Linked DNA regions of Homo sapiens: region 1 is linked to region 2. A link is an interaction called in ENCODE POLR2A ChIA-PET data of the cell type or tissue named here. Cell type or tissue: CD4-positive, alpha-beta T cell. All regions are shown on one strand.

Region 1 (4,000 bases), 55 kb before region 2:
GTCAACAACTCGCTGCTCAAGAAAGCATTCTCGAAATAAAGAGTGCTGCGCAGAGAAAGAAGAACCATTAAAAAATAGATTTTCCGAATTCAGTAAGTAGTTTAGCCCTCGGAGCGCCAGTCTTCAAAACAAGGAAGCTTTTTCTTTCTCCCTTTAAAAGAGAGAGAGAGAGACGGAGAGGAGGCGATGCTGGGCTTGGAGCGGAGGGGGCCTGCTGCATTTGAAATGAACCAGGTGAAGCAGTGCCGCATCCAGCCAGCAGATGTGCGAGGCTCGGAGGGCTGGTGACAGGGGTCAGGGTTCGAGCCTTCCAGATCCCGGCTGTTCGGCAGCTCAAGGCAGGAGTGGGTTGAATTTGATGAGTTGGTCCAGTTACAGGGAATTCACAGATCACAGTCAATGCCAGGAAGATTTGGCCACCAACAGCCTGTCTGCGGCTGGCCAGGGGGACGGCATTTGGGAAGCTCTGTCTGCTGCCTGAACACTTGAACACGGACAGAGAAAAAGGCACAGACACTCAGGGTGAGGGCTGCAGGCACCCGACTGAGTGCTGGAGAAAGGAAAAGAAAGAATGAATCATGTTCTTAATATCAAAATAATTAAGAATTTTGTTTTAACCATTTTTTCCCCAGACTGCTAATGCTCTTTTCTTTTTCCCATCATGATGAGTATGATGAGGAAGAAGATTGTAAATAAATGTGAAATGAATGGCAATTCTCATGCAAGTCTCACGTAAACAAAAGTATCAGCATTAAAGTTATGAATCCTAATTTGTGCCATGGAGCTAAAATCTGTATGCTTCTGAATTAGGGAAATATAGACATACAGCACTGAGAAGCGTCTCTGTGCGGTTCAGAAAACTGACACAGTCTCTCCAATTTATGGGAAAATTGACATAATTTTGCAAAAATGCAAAACCATTTGCGAACTGGGTTTTGCATAATGGGATTAATTTGGTTGACTGTCATATCCACTATGCTGCAAAATGCAAGGTAATCACAACATCATTCTGGGTTTTTTTTTTTTTTAAGGGAAGAAAGAGAAAGGAAGAAAGAAAGGAAAAGCATTTCCCCCTATTCTGACTATCTTTTCATTAAGGGAAAATACCCAGTCTTCTAGGTGGCACTGAGGTACCTCTAGAAAACAATGCTAGACAAAATTCTGCAATGGTTGCCTTCGTGAACTGAACTGAATTGGCCTAGCTCCAGTGAGAAAAATTAACAGCTTTCATAGAGCATGAACAATTGCTGCCAGAAAAAGTCCGTACTTTCTGCTTTGGGGTGTGTGTGCGTGTGTGTGCATTTGTGCAGAATTATACTGCACAACAGAGCTAGGGCTGTATTATATACAATTTGTTACCACACTCAATGATTTAACCTCATTATTATGAACCCTCTTTCTATCAATAAATAAGAGCTGATTATTCTGAGAAGAAGGCACAATATGTGAATTTGTGAAACAGCGAGGCTATGCCGTGGCGACAGTGACCCCAGCGTCTCAGTGGCTTCACACAGCACTGTTCTTTCTTCTTCGTGCTACGTGTCCAGCATCAGCAGGAAGGCTCTGTCAACTGCTGTCCCTCAGGGTCCATCCGGGCACAGGCTTCCTGGGATGCCCAGACAGGAAAGGGGACACGCAGTGAGCACACCAGGTCCGAAGGCTCCACTTGGAAGAAGCACTTTCACTTTCACCCACATCTCCCTGGCCAAAGCAAGTCGCATGGCCACACCTACCTTCAGAGGGCGCAGGGAGGACTAGAAGACAAGTGAGCCCATGTAGTTGCTGCCACAGTCAGCATGCTGGGAATTTTTCTATCTCTTTCCGTTACTCTAAAGATTGATGATGAAATAGACCCTTCTTTTTGTCTTCTCCAGATAGAGGGACAGGTGTGATTGGAGAGAGTTCTTCCTTCACTATGAGGCATTCAAGGCAGGGTGGCATTTTTCAACTCAACCCAACAACAACGGAGAGCCTGCCCCAGGCCTGCTAAAGAGGCTAATGTGGCAAGGAAGACATAGAAGACCATGTCTTCCTCATCTCAAGGGAATGATGGAAGAATGTTGGTAGGAGTAATGGGTGGATGAAAATACCTTCTATGCAAAGCCGAGCGTGGCCAGTGCTGCTATTCAGAAACACGAGAGTCCAGGCAGGCTTCCCATGAGAGGCGTTGACACTGAGCCTTGAAAGATTCCTGCTGGTGGGAAGGTGGGGAGGGGAACAGCAAGACCAAGGCATGTGGGAATAGTCAGTCGTCCAGTTTTCAAAGAGCTTCTGAGTTTCCTTGCAGAGAGCTGGCACTCTATGATGGGTGTCCTGGCAGTTAGAGGTGGGGAATGTACACTTGGTTTAGCAGCTCTGGACAAGAATGGCTCCACCTGTCTCCTTAGCATCATTCTAGATCCATAAGGTCATGCCTGGGCTGCTTACGCCAGTGACTCATTCTAAATCCGACAGTGCATTCTAGAGGCAGGAAGATCTGGGCTCAAGTCCCAGTTCTGCAATGTACTGACCATGTCACCTTGGGTGTGTTGCTTGGCCCCTGCAGGCCTGCCTTCTCATCTGAGTGGGTCTAATCATACCGACTTCATAGGGCTGTTTAGACTGAGGGTTAAAGATCATGTCTGTGAAGAATCTTGCATATAACAACAAAAAATAAAAACAATAATAAAAATTAAAAACAAAAACCTCACAACCAGACAAAGGAAGGAATTACTTTAGCATTAAGAAGAATATTCATTATAATACTTTCTCAATAAAAAGCTCTTGTTAATAGAATTGCATTGTTATTAGCTTTGTCTTAAGGACAATGACTGCTCATTAATTACATGAACACCCACTGGGGGCCTGCTCAGCTGACAGGGATTCCCCCAGCGCCCTTGTCTGTCCTTTGCTTGTGCCCTTCTGCTGTGGTCATTATCCAAGGGTGGCTTGGTCAACAGGGCTCTTTCTCCTAGGAGTGTGACACTTGGCCAGAGTCGCAGTGGAGCAGCATCACTTTGCTGACGTGTCCTATGGGATGTTCACGAGCAAGTATGCAGAGGCACCCTGAGCTGCTCTGTGGCCAGGGTGCAGGTGTTTGGCTGGTCCCTGAATTCTACAAACCAATGTAGTGCCCTCTCAAATCCCACTTTATGGTTCAGACAGCAGCAGGTCTCCTGTGCTGACCTCCAAGTTACACTTGGTCAACAAAACAGGCCTCTAAAATAAAGAAGACTCTTCTTGTTCTTAAACGGAATTCTCAAGTAAGAAAGTAAGAATGATTGATGATCAACTTGTGTTTTTTTCTTTCATGTAAACAATTGTCATGAGGTCAGTGAATCCCACGGAGCAGGTTGCAATAGAGGTGATGGTGATAAGGGAGCCGGAAGAGAATGGGCTTTGAAGGGTCCACAGGATGTGAGGTACAGACTGCACCCAGATTTGCACAGGACGTCTGGTGTGGGATGCAACGACCCCGAAGGTTTGTTTCTTGCTGCTGCAACTGGGTAGACTGACTCGGGCACTGCTCTTAGGTGAAATCCTCCCCCAGGGGTAGGGCTGAGCTCAGGTCAAGGTTAAGGCTGCTGACCAGGCAATTCTAAAGAGGGAAAGAGGAGAGGCTTGTCTCTCCTGCCCCCATTTCAGGCCTACCCTCTTTTCCTAGGGGCGAGGGGAGGACCATGGGAAGAGACGGGAGGAGCTGACTCTCATTGAGGGTGCGCCTTGTGCCAAGAGCTGCAGTAAGCTCTGTGCATCTGCTTCTGATGTCATGGACAATGGTCTTCATGCAGCCCCTGTTGTCCAGCTGGGAGAGTGGAGGCTGAGAGGCACGTACCCCTTGCTAGGGTCACCAACTAGGAAGGGCTGGACCCTGGATTCAAGGCCAAGCCTTTGGGACTTCAGGACTCTCAGTCTAACTGAACACCAAGCAAAATGTTACTCCAGGGGTAAAGGAACACCTGCACTGAACACCAGGCAAAGTGCGTCATTGTTTCTTTTCCAAGCAATGAAGACAGGAGGG
Region 2 (4,000 bases):
ATACTGCTCAGAGGAAATGGTCCCTTCGTAATGAAGCGGCTTCTTAATTATCAAAAAAGGTAAGGTTGTTTAGCCAGCTTCATTAACAGGCCCCTAATTATCTGTAAACCTGATGGATTTGTGACAGGCGTAACGATTAATGCGGACAAATTCAGTGAGCTGTCAAGTTTGCATCCCGCTTGATGTAATCACGTTGATATTATACAGTCCCCATAGCCTGTAGTGCAGTATTAACTCAATTTGCTGGTGCAGGTGACAAATGGACTTTGCTACCTGACTAATCATGTCACCGAGACAATGCTGCTTAATGACCTCCGTAATCCTGGCTTTGAACTGTGCAATCAAGCCAAGACAGAAAACCAACCACTCAGCTGTTATGTATTTTTATTTCTTCAATGCTGAAGACCCTCATGGTTATAGTTGCTGTGACTTAGACATGCTGTTTTAAGTGAAAGGGAGGGACAGGCCTGAAATAAAAAGTTATTAAAAATCAGTCTTTTCAGGTGTATGCAGAATAGATCTGTACCAGAGAATGTCGCTGGCTGGGAGCACACCGGGCCGTCTCCAGTGATTCTCATGCCATCTGTAAATATGTGGACTAGGGCAGGGCAAGTCTGTGTCTGGGTAAGAATTATACCTGTGAAATCACAGGAGTGTGCCTCTCTCAAGATGGTGAACATCTCAGGCCCTGGTAGGCCTGAAATTCCACCCTGGCACACACACACAAAGAAAACTGATATTGAGAAAAAGCTTAAACGGTGGATATCTCAAATTTTGTCAAGCTGTAGAAATGGATGTTTAGATTCAACACCCCAGTTGTAGCTCTCAGTTGAACAGAGGAGGGAAAATGCTTGATCCTAAAATGGCACCTTTTCCTCCCAGGAAGGCTAAATGATGAACTTCCAACTGCAATATCATTGCAAAATATTAAATGATGTTGATTGGATGAGTAAGTAGATTTCAGAGGTAAACTGCTTTTATAAATAAGATGAACAGGAAATATTCTGTGAAAACATGTAGTGTCTGGATAAACAATTTGTCTTAGTGGTGCCACTGTAATGGCCGCCCTCCTACCACCCTGCACACACAGGTTGTAATCCCACGGGGAGGGGCCGTAGCATGTATTTACATGTGTTCCTTTGTTAGTATTTTGTCAGCTACTTAAGGCTGCCCTGTTCTGCTGGGAGTGTGTGTGCTGGAGTCTCTGTGCTTATACTCTGTGTATGTGTGTCTGTGTGTTTGTGTTTGTGGGTGTGTGGTGGGGGAGGGTTGGAAGGGGAGGGGGGCTGGTCAGTTTTATTCATTCATTCATTCACTAAGAGATTTAGGCGCCGCCTGCGTATGCTTTCTGAATATTTAAGTTTAATTTTGTTAATTATTATTTATTCATACAGGGGGATGAAAATAGTAAGAAACAGTTTTGAATGAAGACCGAAATATCTTTTTTTTAATTGTAGGCATGTCTTATTTCCTACTCACTGCATCTCTTTAGCATAACTGTTAGCAAACAATGGATAATTTTCTTTCATTGCTTATTATGTTAATATTATGTTAATGTATTTAAAAACATCTAGTTGTGTAGTATACTTCAAAATTACTCTTTAAAAAAATGGTGATATTGTGTATTTCCTGTTGCGGTGCTTGTGATGTTTACAGTGGTGGGGTAATTTGTGATGAGCTCTTCTAGGCCAAATAGAAGTGAAACTGGATCTGGGTAGGAAGTTAGAGATTTTATGTTAATGTATTGGGGAGGGGAATACATTCCAGAAAGTTTCTGTAGTATCTATACAGGCCGATAACGAAAACTGTTTCACTGTAAGACCATTTTCTCCCTAAGACTTATCATACCCTTGGTTATAAGAGGTTTTGTGTTGTCTTAGGTCAGAAGTAGTATTTTAGAAATCACTTTGCCCTATTCTGGTCGTTGGATGGCTGCATATGGGTGCAGAATGTGTGAGCTATTTTTTGTGGCTGCTTTTGAAAGCATATTGGTGATGGAGTTGAACCAAGACAGTCGCCCAGGGTGGTGCCCACCAGTGAGGCTTACGTTTCAACAGAGAGCAGGGAGGAGGGCCTGGGTGGGAAGGAGGAAGTGTTGGGGTCAGGATGGTATTGGCTTGGGGAGCTTCTGGAAAGGCATGGTCCACTGGGCCGGGACCCACTCCTGTTTCTGCCTGTGCATTTTCACTCCAGCCAAACGCCAGACTCACCGAGGAGGAGGGCCAGGGGAAAGGTTAATTGTGCCCTGTGCCGCCTGATCATGTATAGTAAATGCTATCAACAGAAAGTTCCTGATCAATGGCGCCTGCTTTCTAGGCATGCTTTAGCTGTGGTGGTGGAGAGGCCTGGGCAGGGGTTTGCCAAGAGTTTTGGCTGCTGAAGGGAAGGCAGGGCCTAGACCTTACTCCCTGTGTGTGGGGCAAAGTGCCTTAGGCAGGCCTCTGCAGAGGGCTGCTTGGTTCTTATGAACGATTAACAGTGTCATAAACAGAACATCCCAAGAAATAGATAATCATTGATTGTGTGAATTCACATTTGCAAAGAACACTTGCGATAATCATTTTCTTTTAGGAAGACAACAACTTGACAACCTGTAAGGGATTCTGAATCGAATAATAGAACTAGTTTGTCCCCTCTCCCCTCCTCCAAGGGTTTTTTTTTTCTACTTTCTGTTTTTTATTTTATAGACCAAATGGAGCACTTGTCATAGTAGTGTTTTTGTTTGTTTTGTTTTGGTTTCTTGTTTGTTTTACTAGGCAGAAAGGAAAGTAAAGACTGTACTTTGGAGGCATTAGAACAAAGTTGTAAATGATATCTTCTGGTTTATCCTTTTTAAGAAAACAATGAACCAGGTTTTCTTTTTGGAGAAAGGAATCCTTGTGTGGTTGTGCCTTTGTTGGGCTGCGTTCGCTCTTGCTAGACCGCAACTTTAATAATGCAAGACTTTTATGTTTCATGCAAAATATTATGTATATGGGTTTCTACCTGCATGGCGTGTCACGAAGAGCATGTTGTTATGTTGATCGTGGAAAGAAGGGACTTAGGGAGATTGAGTATTCTCAAGTGGTAGCTAGCACTCACAGTGATGACAGAATAATGACATTTATATCTCATGAAGAGAATGGATATTGGGTCGATTGTTATAAAAAGAAACCTCAAAGAACATAAAAATTTAAAAATATTCTGAAAACTTAAAGAGGTGTGCTACCCAGGGGGATTCTTTCTGTTTTTAGGTACATGTTTTCCTCTCTTCCCCACCTCCCACCTTTTCATTTGTGTAATCAAGCCCTAATGCCTTGACTTTATGTGTAAGATGTGCACTATTGTTGAATCATAGATGGGGCAGATATTAGGAAGGGATTAACTGCTACCAAAACCCAGGTTTCAAACAAAAGCCAGGACAATTTAGGTAGATTAGAGCAAAGGAAAAAAATATGTGCATAGGAAGGGTATTAAAGCTGACAGATGAACAGGGCGAGGGACAAATTCTCCTACAGCAGCTGTGACTGCTGCCATTATCTTGACAGGTGTCAATTAAGAATTACTGCCTGCTGGAGTCATTTTTCCAGCCCAGCTGTCTGCGTGTGAAAGAAATAACACTTTACCCTTGTCACTTTGTTAGTTCTTAGCTATAGCCTCAAAATGAGTGTTGGTGTGCTAATCGATAACTAGTGTATTAGCAATTTTGCACATTGATTTATGAAGGGGAACAGCTCCTCCTGTACAGTTATTAGCTGCTGATTAAATGTGCCTATGCCCAGCTAAGGGTGGATATATGTTCCCTGAGAGGCCAGGTCTAGAACAATCTTCTACGAGACTATGGTTCAAAACACTTTCATCATTGTAAGTCGTTAACTAGACAAGCCCCACTTAGCCAAGGGCAGGAGCCACACCTGCACCTGTACACTGTGGGGGCCGGGCTGGGGGGAGCCGTTCCACCCTAGCAGCCTGCACCCACGTCAGTTCTTATTGTTTTCTTGGTTCCTCTCGGAAAAGCCTA

The links. ChIA-PET counts read pairs that join two places held together with the same protein. Peaks named below come from ENCODE experiments on the same cell type or tissue, not always from the same donor. Only the 100,000 strongest peaks of a DNase experiment are listed, where the experiment ranks them.
Region 1: POLR2A ChIA-PET joins it to region 2 with 5 read pairs; 9 of 35 experiments call an interaction of 5 or more read pairs at or near these places.

The regions. Positions count from the first base shown.
Region 1 is chr18:75,160,214-75,164,213 of GRCh38, forward strand. No RefSeq gene overlaps it. Among named protein-coding and RNA genes, the nearest start is that of PTGR3, 47 kb to the right of the region's middle. In CD4-positive, alpha-beta T cell, no CTCF peak of the experiment used is centred here; a DNase peak (open chromatin) is centred at 1,708; H3K4me3 peaks cover 988 bases.
Region 2 is chr18:75,214,731-75,218,730 of GRCh38, forward strand. The region is part of intron 1 of TSHZ1 (teashirt zinc finger homeobox 1); the gene reads left to right. Among named protein-coding and RNA genes, the nearest start is that of TSHZ1, 5.9 kb to the left of the region's middle. In CD4-positive, alpha-beta T cell, no CTCF peak of the experiment used is centred here; a DNase peak (open chromatin) is centred at 1,671; H3K4me3 peaks cover 473 bases; H3K27ac peaks cover 1,180 bases.